2 separate regions of the Homo sapiens genome follow, and region 2 is linked to region 1. The links are chromatin contacts, found by Hi-C or POLR2A ChIA-PET in ENCODE. All regions are on one chromosome and are shown on one strand. Each heading gives the region's core, a stretch centred on a gene start or an enhancer-like site at or near the end of the contact. The rest is flanking DNA. Distances are from core to core; before and after follow the strand shown.

Region 1 (4,738 bases), core at 64-2,563:
GTTTAGTAACTCACCCAAGGTATTCAGTGGCAAAGCAGAGCTTGTCTGACTCTAAAGCCCTGTTTCTTTCTATGCAAGATACTACATCTCATATATGACTGTTCAGATTTTTATTATGTAAAGAGATTTTGCAAACGAATAAGCAAAAGACAAACATCCAACTAGAAAATAAAAAAGCAAAATACATGAACAGAGAGTGATAAAAGAATAAGCCAAATGTGCAATGAATAATACGATAAGCATGTTAACTAGCTAGTAGAAAGCATAAAGAAGGCCAGGCATGGTGGCTCATGCCTGTAATCCCAGCACTTTGGGAGGTTGAGGTGGGCGGATCAGCTGAGGTCAGGAGTTCGAGACCAGCCTGGCCAACATGGTGAAACCCTGTCTCTACTAAAAATACAAAAATTAGCTGGGCGTGGTGGTGCACATCTGTAGTCCCAGTTACTCAGGAGGCTGAGGCAGGAGAATCGCTTGAACCTGGGAGGTGGAGGTTGCAGTGATCTGAGATGGTGCCATTGCACTCCAGCCTGGGTGACAGAGCGAGACTCCGTCTCAGAAAACAACAACAACAAACAACCAAAAAAAGTGTAAATGAAGACAATTTGATAACATATTTGTCTATCAAATTGGCCAAGATAGAAAATAATAGTAATAATCTCAGACACTGTGAGTGGGAAGGTCAACAGGTCCAAATGTTCTGAAGGCTGATTTAGTAATCAGTGTCAAATGTCCTAAAACATGTGCTCCTTTGAATTTCCACTTCTAATAATTTATTTCAAGGAAATAATCATGTATTTAGAGAAAATATATAAAAAGTTCATGATACACTAGAGACGAAATTAAATGTACTCTCATTTTTTTCTTTTCCACCAGCTTCCCAAGTACCTCTAGTCATTTACACAATGGATAACAGATGAGCCGCCTATTGCGGGCACTGAAGGATCAGAGCTTAGGTGAGGGTAGAGGGCAAATCTCGGCTCCATTCACAATAACAGGCTGGACTCTGGCGAAAAAAAGAGGTGTCAGTGTTCCCTCCATGTGCCCCCTTTTAACAGTCTCCTAATAAGTACCACATGTCTGAGCTCTGAGAGAGCCTCAGAGTTTAAATAGTTGAACTCCACCCTGCAGCTGCTGCCGCGAAGTTAACTCTAAGAGCTGCAGTCACCAAGAGCGAAGAATAAAGCAGCAAAGACAGAAACTCACCTGGACTTTGAGTTTGTCGTTCCTGCCCCTTTCCAGGGGCTGGGACAGGGATCACTCCTCAAGATTGGGAGAGTTACAGGGAGATGCTAGCAGGCAAAACAGGAAGTCTGTGCTTTGACAAACGCAGTAAGGGGCCGGGCTTCCGAGAAAAGAAAAGTGAAAGTTTTCGGAGTTTGCCAAGCCGGAAGCTGAAGGCAGGTCGGTGCCTGCAGCCTCTCTCCACCTCCTCATGGGCACTTGTGAGGCTCCCAGGACGTCTTGGCAGTTGGGGTTTGGGGGAGGGCGTGTTGCCAGTTGGGATCAGCCCAGAGAGGGAGGTATGGGAGGAGGAGGCATAAGGGTACAGCCCCAGCGGCAATAGGAACTGGGAACTCAGCGTCCAAATGCTTCCCTAACCACATCTATTTTCCCATGACTTGTCCTCATTCTGTACATTTTAGGTTGATGAAAATGTTCTCAAACTGGATTGTGGTGATGTTTACATAACTGAATGAATTCACTGGAATTTATCCAGTGTGTTATCAAACTCTAACAACACACAAAAAAACAAAGAGAATGTGCCAGAAATGCCTAGAACTTGTCAGGATAAGATTATTACAGGAAGAAATTGAAATGAAAGGGAACCTGCACATGAACTGGAATTGTGCAGAGGCAGGCAGACCTCCAGGCAGAAAAATGGCTGAGAGCTGGGCAGGTAGTTGGGAGCCAGGAGTCTGAGGCAGAACTGGGACCTGCTGATTCCAGAGAGCAGTAACTCAAGGGCTGGCAGGGACACCCCTTCTCATGCCCCTTTTAAAGATCCCTAATGTACATTGACATGTGGGGCCTATGAAAAATCCTAAACTATTGGCCAGGCACAGTGGCTCATGCCTATAATCCCAGGACTTTAGGAGGCCAAGATGGGAGGATTGCTTGAGCCTAGGAGTTTGAGACCAGTCTGGGCAACATAGTGAGACCCCATCTCTACAAAAAATAAAAAAATAAAAAATTAACTGAGTGTGGTGGCATGCACCTTGTAGTCCTAGTTAGTGAGGAGGCTGAGGCTGGAGACTTGCTTGAGCCCAGGAGTTCAAGGCTGCGGTGAGCTATGATTGCACCACTGCACTATAGAAATCTGTGTAACTTTGGGCCAGGCTCGGTGGCTCACGCCTGTAATCCCAGCACTTTGGGAGGCTGAGATGGGTGGATCACAAGGTCAGGAGTTTGAGACCATCCTGGCCAACATGGTGAAACCCCATCTCTACTAAAAATACAAAAATTAGCCAGATGTGGTGGCGGGAACCTGTAATCCCAGCTACTTGGGAGGCTGAGGCAGGAGAATTGCTTGAACCCAGGAGGTGGAGGTTGCAGTGAGCCGAGATCGCACCACTGCACTCCAGCCTGGGTGACAGAGCAAGACTCCATCTCGAAAAAAAAAAAAAAAAAGAATTCTATGTAACTTTGATTAAATCAATAATTCTCAAATGTATTTGACCCACAAGTTCCCCTACCAGGACATCCACAAACTCCTCAGATAAAAGATGGGAGACATGGATCTAAAGTTTAAGAAGCTTTGAAACCAAGGCTAACTGCATAAGAGCAAGCCCTTCTATGCAGGCACAAACAGCATATCCCACCCTAGTATGTACAGAATAGCAGACCCGGCCTTGCGGGTAATGGCTGTGGGTGAAACAGAGGCATGGAAGCCACAGCCAGGAAAAATTCAATGCTAACAGCTGAGGAGAGGGTGCATTGATGCCTCAGCATGCAGTAACATACAGCGCTGTGATGCAGGGGATGGCGGTGGTAAAGGAATTAAGGTTATTTTATGCAAATGTCACATGTCACTTACCTGAAGCCCCTCCCCATCACCTGGAAAGCCCCTTCATGGGCATCTGAGGATCCTGGCAGCAAGAACTTCTTCCTTTAGATCTATTCAGAGATACACCAGGCAAATGCAAAACAAACAAACAAAAGTAAAGCAGGAGTGGGAAAATAAAGTCAATGTCAAATCAGGCAAAAATTGTTACATGAAAAAAAGACAGCTGCGAATGAGGATGAAAGATGTTTATTCTAAGCCATATATGCTTGGCTGGGCACAGTGGCTCAGGCCTGTAGCTTAGCTAGCACTTTGGGAGGCTGAGGCAGGCAGATCACTTGAGGCCAGGAATTCAAGACCAGCCTTGCCAACATGGCAAAATCCCGTCTCTACTAAAAACACAAAAAAATTAGCTGGGCGTGGTGGCACATGCCTGTAATCCGAGCTACTCGGGAGGCTGAGGCATGAGAATCGCTTGAACTCAGGAGCTGGAGGTTGCAGTGAGCTGAGACTGCGCCACAGCAGTTCAGCCTGAGCAACAGAGTGAGATCCCGCCTCAAAAAAAAAAAAAAAAAAATGCATGCTTGAGAACATGGTAATAATGGGAAAACGTCACCTGTTAATTCACATGCTAGTGATTATGTACTGAGATAAATTATACATAATTCTTTTTAGCTCCATTTTATTGAGGTATAAAATTTATTCATTGTAATGTACATTTTACCAAATGTAGTTACTACACCAGTCAAGATGTAGACCATTTCTAGGCCTGGAGAGTCGCTTGTGCCTATAATCCCAGCATTCTGGGAGGTCAAAGCAGGAGGATCGCTTGAGCCCAGGTGTTTGAGACCAGCCTGGACAACAGAGCAAGACCTCGTCTCTACAAAAATACATTTTTTTAAATTAATTGGGCATGTTGGCATACACCTGTGGTCCCCGCTATCAGGGAGACAGAAGTGGGAGAATTGCTTGAGCCCAGGAGGTCCAGTCTCTGGTGAGCAGTGACAGAGTGAGACCCTGTCTCAAAAAAAAAAAAAAAGATACAGACCATTTCTGTTACCCTAGAAAGTTCCCTGTGACCTTTGCAAACAATCCCCTCCTTAAGGCCAGCACCAGGCAACCACTGATCTGCTTTCTATCACCACAGATTAGTTTCGTGTGTATTAAAGTTTTTTTTTTTTTTTTTTTTATCAATGAAGGCACATGGAATGCATTTTTGGTGTATGGCTTTCTTTTCCTCATCATCATGCTTTTGAGATTCATCTCTGTTGTTGTGGGTCAGTAATTTATTCTTCTTTAGCAGGTATGCTAGCCACCAAGATCCTGCTCATCCTGTCTGATCAGCATGATGTCATCAATCAGTCTGACTTTTTTTTTTTTTTTTGAGACAGAGTCACGGTCTGTCTCCAGGCTAGAGTGCTGTGGCGCAATCTTGGCTCACTGCAACCTCCGCCTCCCAGGTTCAAGTGATTCTCTTTCCTCAGCCTCCTGAGTAGCTGGGACTACAGGCACGCATCACCATACCTGGCTAATTTTTGTATTTTTAGTAGAGATGGGGTTTCACCATGTTGGCCAGGATGGTCTTGATCTCCTGACCTCGTGATCTGCCTGCCTCAGCCTCCCGAAGTGCTGGGGTTATAGGCATGAGCCACCATGCCCAGCCCAGTCTGACATTCTATGGGATGTCCAGGTGATCCAGATATCTTTCAACTATATTATGACAAAGGGCAAGTGAGT
Region 2 (5,221 bases), core at 2,036-4,535, 220 kb before region 1:
AAGAGAGTGCAAAGTGATTTTCTCTGCCTGGCTTCACAAAAGCAGGTTACTTTATCTAGCTTTTGAGGGTGAAGTTGGTGAAGACAGGTGATCTGGGTTAGGGGGCATTCCAAGTCAAGGAACAACCAAGCAGAAGCATAGTGGCGTAAGAGAATAGGGCACTTTGGGAGGCCGAGGTGGGTGGATCACCTGAGGTCAGGAGTTTGAGACCAGCCTGGCCAACATGGGGAAACCCCATCTCTACTAAAAATACAAAAATTAGCTGGGCGTGGTGGCAGGTGTTTGTAATCCCAGCTACTCAGGAGGCTGAGGCAGGAGAATCACTTGAACCCGGGAGGTGGAGGTTGCAGTGAGCCAAGATCTCGCCACTGAACTCCAGCCTGGGTGACAGAGCGAGACTCTGACTCAAAAAAAAAAAAAAAAGAGAGAGAGAATAGGGCAAGGAGGACAACCTGACATCCGCGTTTCCATTTCTTCTAGTAATAGCCTTTGCTGCATTTCCTGTCTCCCAATATGTGTGTTTCAGTGGGCTGTCCATTGCAGTGTCCTGTTTTCTTCCTTGCCCGAAGCTGACAAGATGCATTGTCTCACTGCTTGAAATCCTCAGCAGAATGACCCAAGAGCAGGAAGCACAGTTAGTGCTGATTTCAGCCATTGTCAAGGCTTCAGTGTGACCTTTGTCAGTTGTACTCCCTGGATCCTGGAAGATACCTTGGTCCCTAACCCTTCTGTTGTTCCTTCAACTCCAGAACCCCCAATGCTACCCCACAATCACACACATACTACTTTTCCATTAAATCTCTTTTTGGCTTAAGTAAATCAGAATGGGAATCTGTTGCTTGCAACTGAGGAACCCTGACTAGCTCGGTATTTAGCTGTAATGTGTTGGGGCAATGTCCATTTATAAAAGAACATACAACATTTTCCAAGATGATTCAAATCATAATCTTATTATCTAAAAAGCCAACATTTTTTCCCAATAATGCAATAAAATGTCTTTATTTTTAAAATTAATTTTAATTCAGGCACAGTGGCTCATGACTGTAATTCCAGCACTTTGGGAGGCTGAGGAGGGAGGATTGGTTGAGCCTAGGAATTTGAGATCAACTTGGGCAAAATAGGGAGATTCCATCTCCACAGTACATTTTTAAAAAATTAGCTGAGTGTTATGGCCGGGCGCGGTGGCTCATGCCTGTAATCCCAGCACTTTGGGAGGCTGAGGCGGTTGGATCACCTGAGGTTGGGAGTTTGAGACCAGCCTGACCAGCATGGAGAAAACCTGTCTCTACTAAAAATACAAAATTAGCCAAGCGTGGTAGCACATGCCTGTAATCCCAGCTACTAGGGGGGCTGAGGCAGGAGAATCGCTTGAACCCGGGAGGCGGAGGTTGTGGTGAGCCAAGATCGTGCCATTGCACTCCAGCCTGGGCAACAAGAGCGAAACTCAGTCTCAGAAAAAAAAAAAAAAAGAATTTCTGAGTGTCATGGCATGCCCCTGTAGTCCCAGTTACTCTGGAGGCTGAATAGGAGGATCACTTGAGCCCAGGACGTTGAGGTTACAGTGAGTTGTGTTCATACCACTGTACCCCAGCCTGGACAACAGAACAAAACCCTGTCTCAAAAAACATAATTTTTTTTTTTTTTTTTTTTGAGACCGAGTCTCTGTCTGTCGCCCAGGCTGAAGTGCAGTGGCGCGATCTCGGCTTACTACAAGCTCTGCCTCCCAGGTTCACGCCATTCTCCTGCCTCAGCCTCCCGAGTAGCTGGGACTACAGGTGCCCGCCACCACACCCGGCTAATTTTTTGTATTTTTAGTAGAGACGGGGTTTCACCGTGTTAGCCAGGATGGTCTCGATCTCCTGACGTTGTGATCTGCCCGCCTCAGCCTCCCAAAGTGCTGGGATTACAAGCGTGAGCCACCGCGCCTGGCCAAAAATAATTTTAAGTAATGTAATTTTTTTTTTTTTTTTTTTTGAGACAGAGTCTTTCTCTGTCGCCCAGGCCAGAGTGCAATGGCATGATCTCCGCTGACTGCAACCTCCGCCTATTGGGTTCAAGTGATTCTTGTGCCTCAGCTTCCCGAGTAACTGGGATTACAGGCACCCACCATCATGCCCAGCTAATTTTTATATTTTTAGTACAGACGGGGTTTCCCCGTGTTGGCCAGGCTGATCTCAAACTCCTGACCTCAGGTGATCCACCCACCTCGGCCTCCCAAAGTGCTGGGATTACAGGTGTGAGCCACCGCGCCCGGCCTTAAGTAATATAATCTGTATTATAGTACTTAATATATTCCTTTTGAGAGTGTGTGTGTGTGTATATATATATGTATATATATATATATATGTATGTGTATATATACACACACACACATATTTAATTTTTAAAAGAGAGGTGGGATTTCATTGTGTTGCCCAGGTTGCTCTTGAACTCCTGGGCTCAAATGATCCTCCCACCTCAGCCTCCCAAAGTGCTGAGATTACAGGTGTGAGCCACCTTCCTGTCCAAATATATATATGTATATATATGTATTTTTTAACTTATATTTTGGGTTCAGGCATACATGTGAAGGTTTGTTACACAGGTAAACTCATGTCACAGGGTTTTTTTGTACAGATTATTTAATCACCCAGGTTAATTATTAAACCCAATACCCAATAGTTATGTTTTCTGCTCCTCCTCTTCCTCCCACCCTCCACCCTCAAGTAGACACCAGTATCTATTGTTTCCTTCTTTGTATTCATAAGTTCTCATCATTTAGCTCCCCAAAATATATTTTTTACTTGATTTTCCTACCTAAAAATGGAAAGCTGAAAACAAGTACTATTGTATATATTTTTGCCATTAAATAAGTATCCTAAAGTTGAAATTTTGTGCTTGGTGCTGATAAGAAGCTGATTATTAGGGCCTGGCACGGTGGCTCACACCTGTAATCCCAGCACTTTGGGAGGCCGAGGTGGGTGGATCACCTGAGGTCAGGAGTTTGAGACCAGCCTGGCCAACATAGGGAAACCACATCTCAACTAAAAATACAAAAATTAGCTGGGCCTGGTGGCACAGGCCTGTAATCCCAGGTAGTTGGGAGGCTGAGGCAGGATTGCTGCTTGAACTCAGGATGTGGAGGTTGCAGTGAGCCAAGATCACACCACTGCACTGCAGCCTGGACAACAGAGTGAGACTGTCTCAAAAAAAAAAAAAAAAAAAAAAAGAAGCAGCAGCAGCTGATTATTCATACTTTAAATGAAAAGAGAATTCTACGTAAATAAAATATGCAAGTGGGGATCTAGCAAAAGTTTCTGCGCTGTTGCAGGGCCTGGATTTGATTTTCTATCAAATCCTTCCATTTACTTTCAGTAAATTTCTGCTCCTGCAAGTAAATGGAAGGATTTGATAGGAAACAGCAGCAAGTGAGTGGCTTCTGGTAGTTATTTCTCACGCTGAGCGGCTGCCTTCTCTCCAAGTTTTACTCACTTCCACTATTACTTTCACTCTTAGTGTCCTGCTATTATTTCAGTGCAGTCTTGAAAACATTCTCCATAATTTAGCCAGTGCTCTGAAGTAGGTCTTCTCTAGGTTGCTGATTTCAGCCCTGAGCATCTTTACAGAGCAGAATTATTAGAAGATGGAACATGACTCAGGGCTGCTGCTTTTATTCTCCCCGCATAACATTAACCACTTTTCTTTTTTTTTTTTTTTTTTTTTTGAGTCAGAGTCTCGCTCGGTCACCCAGGCTGGAGTTCAGTGGTGAGATCTCAGCTCATGCAACCTCCACCTCCTGGGTTCAAGGGATTCTCCTGCCTCAGCCTCCTGAGTAGCTGGGTGGGACTACAGGTGCTTGCCACCATGCCTGGCTAATTTTTGCATTTTCAGTAGAGACTGGGTTTCACCATGTTGGCCAGGTTGGTCTTGAACTCCTGGCCTCAAGTGATCCACCTACCTCAGCCTCCCAAAGTGTTGAGATTACAGGCGTGAGCCACTGCACCCAGCCAACCACTTTTTTTCTTATTTGCACACAGGGAAAGAAGGAAAACCACTTATTTCTGTTGTCAATCTAAGTTTTATCTCTGTTCCATTTACCTGTTACACACTTCATTTATAAGTTATTTTCTTTTTCTTTTTTCTTTTTTTTTCTTTTGAGACAGAGTCTCGCTCTGTTGCCCAGGCTGGAGTGCAATGGCACCATCTCGGCTCACTGCAACCTCTGCCTCCTGGGTTCAAGCAATTCTGCTGCCTCAGCCTCCCGAGTAGCTGGGATTACAGGCACCCACCACTGTGCCTGGCTAATTTTTGTATTTTTAGTAGACACGGGGTTTCGCCATGTTGTCCAGGCTGGTTTTGGACTCCTGACCTCAGGTGATCCACCTGCCTCGGCCTCCCAAAGTGCTGGGATTGCAGGCATGAGCCACCATGCCCAACCTTATAAGTTATTTTCATTTAACTACTTTATTAATGAAAAAAAGGCTTCCTTTTCAAATTCCGGGGGACAAGTTTATTACCAAATTATTTGTGTCCAGTCCAGCTCCTTCCTCTTTACCTCAGGGAGGGAGTTGCTCCTCTCCTGCTCAAGATCAGTGCTACCTGACACGTGGTTCCAGGGCCTACTCCTGGGAATTTCACTTATTTCCTTTCTCTTCTGTTTGTTATTGTTACTATTATTGTTTTTTTAAGAGACAAAGTCACTCCATCACCCAGGCTGGAGTGCAGTGGCATGATCTCTGCTAACTGCAATCTCCGCCTCCCAGGTTCAAGCGATTCTCATGCGTCAGCCTCCTGAGTAGCTGGAATTACAAGTGCAAGCCACCACACCTGGCTAATTTTATTTTATTTTATTTTATTTCTGTATTTTTGGTAGAGACGGGGTTTTACCACGTTGGCCAGGCTGGTCTCGAACTCCTGACCTCAAGTGATCAGCCTGCCTCAGCTTCCCAAAGTGCTGGGATTACAGGCATGAGCCATTGCTCGGCCTATTGTTATTTTTTTTTTAACTTTTAATTACCCAGCTTCCCCCATGTTGACATCTTACATAACCATGGTACATTTATAAAAACTAGGCAATTAATATTGGTACAACACTATTAACTAAAATACAGATGTTATTAGAATTTCATTAGTTTTTTCAATAATGTCCTTTTGCTGTTTTATGTCCAATCTAGCTTACTACACTGCATTTAGTAATTAAATCTTTCTCTGTTTTTTCCCCCCCGTACGTTAATTTTTTTTT

Evidence for each region. A loop is a pair of places that touch in the nucleus more often than their neighbours do. ChIA-PET counts read pairs that join two places held with the same protein, here RNA polymerase II (POLR2A). Pooled maps may share reads with other maps.
Region 2: a loop to region 1 is called in a pooled map, with 3 times the contacts of the local background. The contact joins the enhancer-like site here to the promoter of SP110 in region 1. A Hi-C loop is called at or near these places in 1 of 168 maps with a recorded cell type or tissue (OCI-LY7), 1 of 37 single-sample maps with no recorded cell type and 8 of 50 pooled maps. POLR2A ChIA-PET finds 5 or more read pairs at or near these places in 1 of 52 experiments (WTC11).

The regions. Positions count from the first base shown.
Region 1 is chr2:230,218,671-230,223,408 of GRCh38, forward strand. SP110 (SP110 nuclear body protein) reads right to left here and starts at 1,314. Exons shown (of 19, transcript NM_080424.4): 1 at 1,204-1,314. It also overlaps a transcript of SP140 not described here. RefSeq lists an enhancer at 1,043-1,522 and a silencer at 1,240-1,426.
Region 2 is chr2:229,997,171-230,002,391 of GRCh38, forward strand. The region is part of intron 3 of FBXO36 (F-box protein 36); the gene reads left to right. Among named protein-coding and RNA genes, the nearest start is that of SLC16A14, 69 kb to the right of the region's middle. Within about 2 kb of position 3,286, at least 2 of the 41 ENCODE cell types and tissues checked have a DNase peak (open chromatin) inside an H3K27ac peak, as active enhancers do.